Regions from separate parts of the Homo sapiens genome. Here region 2 is linked to region 1. A link is an interaction called in ENCODE POLR2A ChIA-PET data of the cell type or tissue named here. Cell type or tissue: Panc1. All regions are shown on one strand. Links, peaks and the distances in the headings refer to the core of each region. The heading gives the core; the rest is flanking DNA.

Region 1 (5,373 bases), core at 176-5,175:
TTCTGTCATAAAAGGGGGTACTGGTTGAGGTTCCTTCTCATCTTATTTTATGTCCTTGAGAGCTTGACTTGTGACCAAGTGGAAGCGCTTTCTCTTGGTTTCCACTATCTGGAAAGAGGCGGTAACTTTCAGGTCATACTAGGTGGCCTGTCTGAAAATGGCTGGGAACCCCAGCACACTTTTTGTTCTGACCATGACAAGCTCTTGGGGTTTGTCTTAAGAAGTCCCATCCCTTTGAGGCTTTTGTCATCTCAATTCTTGTTGCCTGGTTAGTTCTAGGAAAGCTCAATCCCAAGATGGCCTACCTGGTATCATGGATTCACAGGTCTGTGACTGGAAGTCCCCATAAATTTGTGGGTTGCTGGAGGCAAACATCATCCTTACCCATCTGTGGTCTACTCTACTAAAAATACAAAAATTAGCCAGGTGTGATGGCATGCGCCTATAGGCCCAGCTACTCGGGAGGCTGAGGCAGGAGAGTCATTTGAACCCAGGAGGCGGAGGTTGCAGTGAGCCAAGATTGTGCCACTGCACACTAGCCTGGGTGACAGAGCAAGACTCTATCTCAAAAAAAAAAAAAAAAGAAAGAAAGAAAAGATTTAAGAGAACAATTATTTTAATTGAATACATTTTGTCAAGATTAACTCAACTTTCCCCTAGAGTAGTGAAAGAATAAGCAATCGTAATTTAGATTCTAAGTTACTGGTCTTTGAGAAAGTGTGAAAACCAAAAAGGTGCCATAAGTCAAAAAGAGCAAAAGTCCTAATTTTCAAACTGATGAAAATAAAGTACTAAAAAATTGAAATCATCATAGTTCATCTTGGTCCTTGGCAAAATACAAATGTATTGATTCAAATTATAATATCTTAGCTACCCTATTGTGCGTAGCTCTTACCACTGAGGAGAAAAACCAAACCCAAACAAAAGTGTGTTCAAGTTGGCAACAATGTTTACAAACCTGCAAAATCTCTTCAGCCTATCCCTTAAACTCCAGACTTGGTATTTACTAAGCTCTGTGGTGTACAATACCCACCTTAATATCCATTCTTGCACAAGTTCTGTTAGGTATAAGCCAAGATGACATGAGATTTTTTTTTTTTTTTTTTTTTTTTTACCCTCTCATGCCTATGTTTGCTTTTGCTTCCACAGACCCTTCTGAGTAAGGACTATCCTCAGACTACTGGAGGCACTTAGTCACAAGCTTGCCTGAGGCTCAGAGCTGGCAATACCTGGGAGTTTATGTCAATCCCACAGCACCCAGCAACCCTGCCTGCAAAATATTTACCCATGATTGACAGGTGCAGGTGTATGAAAGCCCAGCTCCTTGACTTGAGGGGCACCTTTGTGGTGAATTAGGTTTGGCAAAAGGGAATCCAGAGGCCAACTTTGTAAAAATGCAGATAGATAAATAGAAAGAAATCTTTGCCTTGGAAGTCCAGTTGAGAAAGAGAGTGATTTACTTGAGACTCTGAAAACAGAGACTAAAATCTGTACTTTTTCATGGGAAAGAAGCCTATGGTGAAAGAGAAACAAAGAGAAAGGTAGGAAATAGGGTGGGTCTACTCCGTAGCTTTAAACCACTCTGTCATATTATAAAGCCCGGTGAGGTTTTAACTAACACAAGTGTCTGGACTCTACACATAGAGATTCTGATTTAAACGCTTCCAGGTGGGTGGAAGCCACTAGTAGTCTTAAAACACTCCCAAGTAATTTTACCATGTGGCTAGAGATGAAAAGGACAATCTATCTACTAGAATCTCAAGTAACCATTATTGAAGTGCCCCAAATGTGCAGCTACCTCATAGAAAAGGCTTAACACCACCCTTTGATGGAATTTCCCTTCCTCTCTCCATGGTCTTGTCTGCATAGCATGGAAAATAGAGAAGAGATAAAGAGGTAGATGGAGAGGTTGAACCTGTAATTTGCCTATGTAGAGCAGTTTCTCAAACTTTTCTGACCACAAGATGCAGTGAGAAATATACAATTCTTTGTGATCAGTTTTTTTTTTTTTTTTTTTTTTTTTTGAGATGGAGTCTTGCTCCGTTGCCCAGGCTGGAGTGCATTGGAATGATCTCGGCTCACTACAAGCCCCACCCTCCTGGGTTCACACCATTCTCCTGCCTTAGCGTCCTGAGTAGGTGGGACTACAGGCACCCACCACCATGCCCAGCTAATTTTTTTTTTTTTTTGTATTTTTATTAGAGACGGGGTTTCACCGTGTTAGCCAGGATGGTCTCAATCTCCTGACCTCGTGATCCACCCGCCTCGGCCTCCCAAAGTGCTGGGATTACAGGCGTGAGCCACTGCGCCTGGCCTGTGATCAGTTTTTAAAAAATCTTTTACTATGTGTAATCCACCCTACCTAGAATTTAAATAAAGCCTGCAGTAGTAAGCAGTCGACTATATTGATTTCACAACCCCTAAGTGGTTCAGAATTGCAATTAGAAAATTTTTCCTTTTGGCCAGGTGTGGTGGCTGGAGCCTGTAATCCCAGCACTTTGGGAGGATCACTTGAGGTCGGGAGTTTGAGACCAGCCTGACCAAGATGGAGGAACCCCGTCTCTACTAAAAAAAAAAAAAAAAAAAAATTAGCTGGGCGTGGTGGTGCATGCCTGTAATCACACCTACTTGGGAGGCTGAGGCAGGAGAATTGCTTGAACCCCAGGGGCTGGAGGTTGTGGTGAGCTGAGATTGCACCATTGCACTCCAGCCTGGGAAACAAGAGTGAAACTGTCTAAAAAAAAAAAAGAAAATAAATAAATTTTTACTTTTGCTCTGCCTTTTTATCAAGCAAAATCCCAAAAGAACATTTACTATAAACATCTTTCTGTGAATCCTTATTTCTGTCCCAGCCACCATGACCCAATAATCTCTAGAGCCTGTTAGTGTTCTCCAGATTGAAGCCTTCCCTCTAACTGCTCCTAAACTCTGTGATGTAGTGGAAAAGTTTTGAGGCCTCGATTCTCATCCCAGGTTTTTCACCTACAGATCATACGGCCTTAGCCTCTTGACACCATTGTCTCCTTATGGCCAAAGATGGAACTGTACTTGGGTGGTATCTGAGCACCCTGTTGGCTTTGACATTCTAGGGCTCTTCCCTTGGCACCACTCTCTTATTTAAAAGGAACAGGATGTGGACTTAGGAGGGTTATTTCTCTGCAAACTATCCTCTCTTTCTTATGACAAGCTATTTCTGAATGTGCACATTTGAGGCTAAGCAAATTCCTTCCTGGGAGGTTGAAAGACCCTTATTTCTCTCCAGAGGAGTATTATGGAGAGTCAATTGATGCTGAGGAGGTGGTAGAGACCTAGTGAACTCATCTGCAGTGGCTTTGAGCAAGGCTTTTAGAATCATAAGGTGGGTGGGGTCCTGTGTCCTACACCACAGGCCAGCTAGTTCATTTCAGGAGACTTTTTTTTCAATCTATTATTACTATCTTCTTCTAGACTGTAGTTCACTACTGGAGATTATCCACTTAGTTACACTCAGTTTGCACCTGGCCTGTATCACCAGTCAGCTCTCACTCCAGCCTCAGGTATCAGCAAGACCTCACCAAAGATTATTGTTTAATTTTGTGTGTGTGTGTTTTTGTTTGTTTCGGGTAACAACTAATGTTGGAACTATGAAAAGCTCTTCTCTACTTTTAACAAAGCTTAGTCACAAACAGTTCCCCAGTTGATGAGAAAAACTAAAACAACAGAACAATTGAAAGTCCAAATCTGCAAGCTCATCTCTGAGAACCGAATTCTACAGCCACTCCAGATTTGTACTCCAAATGGATAGTTTGATTGTAGAAATCACATCCCTTCAGTCTGCCAATGTGATAAGGGCCCAAGAGACAGTGATGCCTAGATTCATAGATAATCCCCTTTCCCCCATCCTATATATAACTGGAGTCAACAGCAGCTGGAGGAAAATGGCAAGAACTTGGAATCAAGATTAGGTTAGAATAACACTGCTGTAGACAGTTTATCAGCTCTTCAGCATACGTCCGTTTTCCTTGAAGGATGAGCCTGTAGAAACCTCTGACAATAAAGTTTATTTTACACCCATTCCCTTGCCTATGATTTTTTCATACAAATCACAATTATAAAACTTTCTTGCTCCAGCTAAAAGCAGGAAACTCAATCATGAATGTGTTCACTAAATATATACCACAGAATGATAACAACCAGTCTGATTGCATCACTTGATTCCAAAATTAAATGTTAGCCCTCAGGGGTGCAACTACATGTATCTCCAACTCTGGAAGCCACAGGCAACATATTCCTGTTTCCTTGCAGGGAAACAGATCTATAAGCAGGGCGGCAGTCTGACACATGTACATTCCTGGGAAACCCAAGGAAACAATGATAGTGACGCAGGGCAGGCAAGCCCCCAAACTGAAAGAGTTTTGCTAATGTCGCGATTGGCTTTCTATGTTATTTGAAGACTGAGATCTCCATGAGGAGTGAAGATAGGTAATGCCTAAGGCTGAGGCATGACCTCACTGGGTCACCTTAGCTGTAAAGTGAGGTCAGTTGTCACCTTGCAAACCTTTTGGTAATCCAAATCTTGGAATGATTTCTTTAAGAATTTAGACACTTCCAATACTTTTCCTGTCCTTGTGGGGAAAGCTTCTATCCACCTGGTGAAAGTGTCTATAAATACTAGCAAATCTTGTAGTCCCCTGTAAGGTGGCATCTGGTTTAAGTCTGTCTGCCAGTCTTCACCATGGTATGTTCCTTGGTGTTGTACAGGTTTAAGCAGGGATCGGGGTATGGGGTGGCTTCCTGAGTGGTAACCCTTTTTATAGTTTGGAACAGTCCCTTCCGCAAGAATATTTAGGAAACTAATTTAAATGGAAAATCCTGTCCCAAATGTGAGGAATCATGAAAATGTTTAATTATTTCCCATCTGTCAGCCTCAGGAATAGAGTTTGTTCTTTTCTAGCAACCATCCAGATGGGTCTCCCTGGAAGCCTTTTACTCAGTCCCTTTAATTTCCTTAGGGGTATATTATGGTGTCACTGACACGGATGGAGTACCTGGTAGTAGCGCAGCAGCCTGAAATACCAGGGTTTCCTTAGCTGTGGCCTTAGCTGCTCTTTCCACCAGGGAATTTCCTCTAATAATAAAAGTGTCTCCCTTCTGGTGTCCCCTGCGGTGAGTAATTGTTATTTCTTTGGGAGTTGGACAGCATCTAAAAGTTCCAAGATCTGAGTAAAGTTGTGTGGGGGATCCCTTGGCTCTTGATAGTCCCCTTTCCTTCCCTATGGCTGCATGAGCATGGAGCACCAGGAACCCATATTTAGAGTCAGTCAACACATTGACTCTTGAGGTTTTGTTCTTTTTTTTTCTTTTTTTGAAACGGAGTCTTGCTGTGTCGCCCAG
Region 2 (5,373 bases), core at 325-5,324, 450 kb before region 1:
AAGGACGGGGTTTCCACACTCAGGCTCTGGGGTCACATTGACCTGGATTCAAGTCCTGCCTCTCCATGCCCTGGCCATGTGACCTGAGGGAAGACCCTCCCGTTCTCTGAGCCCCACATCCCTTGTCACAGGGTTGAATGAGAACTAACTAGGTCAGGAGAGCAAAGGCTCAGCCTAGCTCAGGATAAGCGCTCAACAAACGGTAGCTTAAAAATAGATAATGAATGCAAAATAGCTCCTGGAAACAGCATTTGTTGCCTTAATCTGGTCCCAATCACTTTCTCAATGTCCTCAGCACCTCGAGTGCCTGCCACCCGCTGCCTTTCCCATGAGGCAGGATGTGGCTTAAAACCTCTGTAGGTTTCCCCTTCCAGCCATGAAGGCCCACATTAGCTGTCTGCACAGACAGGTAATAAAAATTAAAGGCCGGGTGCAGTGGCTCACACCTGTAATCCCAGCACTTTGGGAGGCCGAGGTGGGAGGGTGGCTTGAGGCCAGGAGTTCGAGATAAGCCTGGGCAACATAGTGAGAGCCTGTCTCTATTATAATATATACAATATTAAAATTAAAAGTAAAAATGAGAGCAATAGCTAATATGTACGAGTGCTTACTATGTGTTGGGTACTGGTCTGAATGCCTTACATGAATTAAGCCATTTAGTCCGCCCAGCAACCCTATGACATCAATACTATTATAATTCCCATTTTAGAGATGGGAACACTGAGATACACACACAAGGTCAAGTCACTTGCTGAGGTCACAGAGCTAGTAAATGGTGGAGCCCTGCTTCGTATTCTGCACTCCTAGCCTCTCTACCAACTAGGCAGACGCTAACTGCTGCCGATGCTGGGATGGGGTGATTTTCCCAGGTGTGGCCTGACCTAGGTTTTGGGGTTTGGCTGGGTGGCCCCAGCTGGGTGCAAGCTCTGGGCTCAGTATGGGCATCAGCCTGAGGCCTGCAATCCTTGGCCTTGGCCAAGGGTGGACGCACTCCCTCCACCCTTCCTTCTGTAGCAGTGCCTACCTGGCCTAGGAGGCACTGAGCGCTCAGAGGCTATGATTAGCAATCGATTGCTGGTGCAGGGGCCAGGTGGGGGGCTCAGGAGCCCACAGCAGCCTGCAGCTCCAGGAGAGTAGACAGGTGCAGGCACCAGGGCCGAGGGCTGGCTGTGAGTGCAGAGACTGAGGCCCTAGGCTGTGGAGTCAGCATGCCATGGTTTAAATCTTGGCTTATACTATCCTAGCTGTGTGGCCCTGGACAAGTCACTCCACTGCCCTCTGCCTCAGTTTTCCCACTTGTAAGATAGGGACTGTGTTCATATATAACCCAAACTAGCTTTATCTGCCTAAAACTTTCAGACTAGTATGCACTCGGAGAGCATCAGTGATAAGGAGAGGGCAGGGTGGGTCAGTGATGCAGCCACCCAGAGTCTCTGGGACCCTGGCTGTCCCCTGCCCACATGGCTCCCCATATTCCTTTCACCTCAACCCAACTTTCCTGGATGCATGTTGAGACTGCCAGGGGCCCCGTCCTCTCAGGAGGGGGACAAGGCTGGACTATACAATTAGATCTGGGGGGCGCTGAGGAAGCCCAGGCTGCAGAAGGAAGGGTGGAGAGAGCGTATCTTGGCTGCTGTGGCCCCAAAGAGCCCTGGCAGAGGGGGCGGTGGAGGGAGCCCCAGGTGTGGGGTCAGAGGACCTGGGCCCCAGCCTCTCAGGGTGACCTTAGCAGGCGTCTCTTCCTCCCCGGCCTCTGTCCCATGCTCAGTGGGTTCTCAGCTCAAAGGCCAGTCCTTCTGGGCTGGGACCCCAAGGTGCCTGATATGGGGTGGCCAAGTGAAGGGGAAGGGACACTGAGGAAACACTCAGATCCCCTCCACCTGGAGCTGGCCCCAGCCAGAGACTGCCTAGAACCTTTGGGGTTTCTGGAGCCTGGTGCTCCTAAAGAACCCTCAGCACTCCTCACTCTTCAAACTTCCTTCCCCTCCCGCTAGGCTGCAGGCCTCCCGTACCAGGTGCTGTGCTGGGTTCCTTGCTGCTGGATGCCCAGCATGCACACGGTGCCTGGCACACGGCAGCTATCATGTTAATATCAGCTTAATGCATGGATAAGTAAAGGAACCCCACACAGCCTGACCCTGTACCTTCCCCTTCCCCAGCCGGGATTCCACCCCGATACCTCCCAGAGACATCCTGAGCCACTTACCTGAATGCCCACAGGAACTCCTGAGCAGAAGCCCTTCGAGTCCAGAGGATGGGGGAAGGTCATTGTGCTCCTTGCTCAATACCCCCAGGACAAGGTCCCCTCTATTCTGGGTAAGCTACTAGGGGTGATGGGTGTGGTGGTGGTCAGTGGGTTTGGCCTCAGCCTGCAGAGCCTGAACCAAGGCCAAAGCCACCCCCACTCCCAGTCACACCCCCCTGATCCCACTGTGGGGTGAACAGACCAAGGTGGGAGAAGGGCTCAGCCCAATCGCTTGTCTAAAATGTTGCCCAACAGCCTGTTGGAAAGCTGGTGGTGATGGGTGGGGGTGGAGGTAGGGGGCTCCAAAGACCAAACTGCCCATCCCCCAATCTCTGTGCAAGACTGTGTGTCCCCTCCTCACAGATAGAAGAGGCTGGGGCCTGCCCTGGGCCCCCAGGCAAGGGCAGGTCCCCTCCACCTCCTTGGGTACCACGTGGGGGAGAGTGGAGGGTGACAGGTCAGACACAGAGAGAAAGGCCCAGGGGTAACTGGGAACATCAGCTGTGCTCTGGCCCTTCTGTCCCCTGTCCAAGGATGGGGGTGGGGAGGAGGATTAGGGGGCAGGGGAACCTTCTTTATAACCTGTGCCCCACCATTAACCCTTTCCTGCCAACAGGGTTCAGGGGCTCTGCAGATGGGGGCACCCGGTAAGACGTGGGAAGGGGCTGTGGGGGTGAGCTGGTAAGACCTGTGTCTTGGGGAGGGGTGGGAAAGGGAGGGTCTGCTAGTTCTCCCGGTGCCCGCAGTTCCTCCGGGAAGCCAGGAAGAACCAGAGCTGGTTCCCAGGCACCCGGCAGGGGGTGTGTGGCTGTAGGGATGAGAGCGCGGCACGGCACGGGACCCTGCTTCGTGTCACCTGCGGGGCTGCAAACTGGGGCGGGGATGCGGTGACCTCTGCACGTGCGCTCTCTGCGCTGCCCCCGCCCCCTACCGTCCCTAGCTCTGTCCCCCTCAGGACGCCGCGTCCCCAGGGGTGCGGCGGGGCCGTGAAGGGCGGGTCGCCAGCCCCATCCCCCAGGTCTCCGAGCGGCGAGGGGACTGCGCGGGTCCCCGGCACCCGATCCCCCCGCCCCCGGCCGGGCCCCCTCACCTCGCGACACGCAGGAGCCCATCACGGGGCCGCGGGGCCGGGCCGCTGCGCCCGGGGTGCGTGGGGCCGCGGGGCGTTCATGTCTCCGCGGGCCCGGGGCTGAGCGCTGCGGAGCCAGAGGACGGGCGGGGCGGGGGGCTCGGGCGCCCTCAGCTCGGCCTCAGCTCCAGCCTGGGTCGTCCCTGCTGCCGCCGCGCCCGGCTCGCCTCGCGCCGCCGCCTCCCGCGCAGTGCCCGCCGCTGCCAGGGGAGGGCGACACCGCGGGGCGCGGCGGGCGGGGCCCGGGGGAGCGCAGCCGGGAGGCTCGGGCACACCTGTGGCCGCAGCGCGCGGGAGGGCCATCTCTGTCCCTTCGGGGCTCCCCCACCTCCTGGGGTTGCCCGGGCTGAAGGTCAGGGAAGGGGACAGAGGGGGCGGGGAGACTCCTGGCATTTGGGGCACAAAGTAAACAACATGAATTTAACCACACCAACGACGACTGGGCACGAAGGCTTGGGAGCGAGGAGGGGTGCGCGCAAGAACAACAGTTCCATTGGGCCTATTTTTAGAGGATGAAAGTGAGGCTCGCAGAAGTTAGAGGCCTTGCCTGAGAGCCCTAAGCTGTGAGTTCAGCGACTTTTGACTGTCAGCGCCTCATTCAGAGCTATTGAAATTAACATATGCAAAATAATATATGCCCAGAGGTGGGGTAGAGAGAGTGCGGGTAGATAGTGCGCTGGTGGCCTGGCGGCGGGATGAAGGGTCTCCAGCGATGGTTGAAGAGGGGGGCAAGGCTGCCTCTCAGGGCTTGTCTAGGGCAGAGTAAACTGAGGCACAGGTTTTTTTCCCCAGCCCTGGACGGCCTCTGTAGTCATTCACACTTACTCGCACGTACCTACACACACACTCTCCCATGTGTACATACCCCTCATTCACACACTGATGGTCATACACACACATATATATGCACACTTGCATTTACATACACGCACACACACTCACATACCTACACATGAATACACAGTCTCCCATGTGTACATACCCACTCACACCCACACAATGACAGTTATACACTCACATTGAAGCACGCTTGCATTTACACACACACACACACACACACATCCCAGCTCCTGAGGTGTGAAGATCCTTTAGCAAAATTTCCCATGCACACAGCACTCAATGTCAGTGTCTGAGACCCTCACTCACACATAGCATCTCGCTCTCTCCTTCATGCCCACCTGTGCATCAGGCAGGGCAGGCACTCTTGTGTCTGTTTTCCAGTTGAGGCAGCCAGGTTCACTGGTGGCAGCAGAGAAATGTTTTGAAGAATGAATAAGGAGGGGCCAGGCGCGGTGGCCCACGCCTGTAATCCCAGCACTTTGGGAGGCCAAGGCAGGCAGATCACTTGAGGTCAGGAGTTCGAGACCAGCCTGGCCAATATGGTGAAACTCCGTCTCTACCAAAAATATAAAAAATTAGCTGGGTGTGGGCTTGGCACAGTAGTTCATGCCTGTAATCACACCACTTTGGGAGGCCGAGGTGGGCGGATCACCTGAGGTCAGGAGTTTGAGACCAGCCTAGCCAACATGGTGAAACCCCGTCTCTACTAAAAATACAAAAATTAGCCAGGCATGGTGGTGGTGGGCGCCTGTAATCCCAGCTACTCAGGAGGCTGAGGCAGGAGAGTTGCTTGAACCCAGGGTACAGTGAGCCAAGACCATGCCACTGCACTCCAGCCTGGGCTACAAGAGAGAAACTCCATCTCAAAATAAATAAATAAATAAAAAGCTAGGTGTGGTGGCACAAGCCTGTAATCCCAGCTACTCGGGAGGCTGAGGCAGGAGAATTGCTTGAACCCGGGAAAGTGGAGGTTGCAGTGAGCCGAAATCGTGCCACTACACTCCAGCCTGGTCGGCAGAGTGAGACTCTGTTTCAAAAAAAAAAAAAAAAAAAAAAAAGAATGAATAAGGTTTGAGGCAGCAGCGTGGGATAGGGCTGGAGGCCTCTCAAGGGGCAGGATCTGGGCCAGGGCGCACTGCCAGAGCAGCTGAGCCAGGGA

Evidence for each region. Peaks named below come from ENCODE experiments on the same cell type or tissue, not always from the same donor. Only the 100,000 strongest peaks of a DNase experiment are listed, where the experiment ranks them.
Region 2: POLR2A ChIA-PET joins it to region 1 with 10 read pairs; 3 of 35 experiments call an interaction of 5 or more read pairs at or near these places.

The regions. Positions count from the first base shown.
Region 1 is chr1:16,524,744-16,530,116 of GRCh38, forward strand. No RefSeq gene overlaps it. Among named protein-coding and RNA genes, the nearest start is that of TRN-GTT5-1, 6.8 kb to the left of the region's middle. In Panc1, for the core only: no CTCF peak of the experiment used is centred there; no DNase peak of the experiment used is centred there.
Region 2 is chr1:16,070,086-16,075,458 of GRCh38, forward strand. It overlaps FAM131C (family with sequence similarity 131 member C), which reads right to left and starts at 3,566. Exons shown (of 7, transcript NM_182623.3): 1 at 3,336-3,566. The coding sequence starts at 3,357. RefSeq lists a silencer at 3,461-3,620 and an enhancer at 3,829-4,328. In Panc1, for the core only: a CTCF peak has its summit at 3,581 (motif pointing right); no DNase peak of the experiment used is centred there; H3K4me3 peaks cover 1,044 bases; H3K27ac peaks cover 153 bases.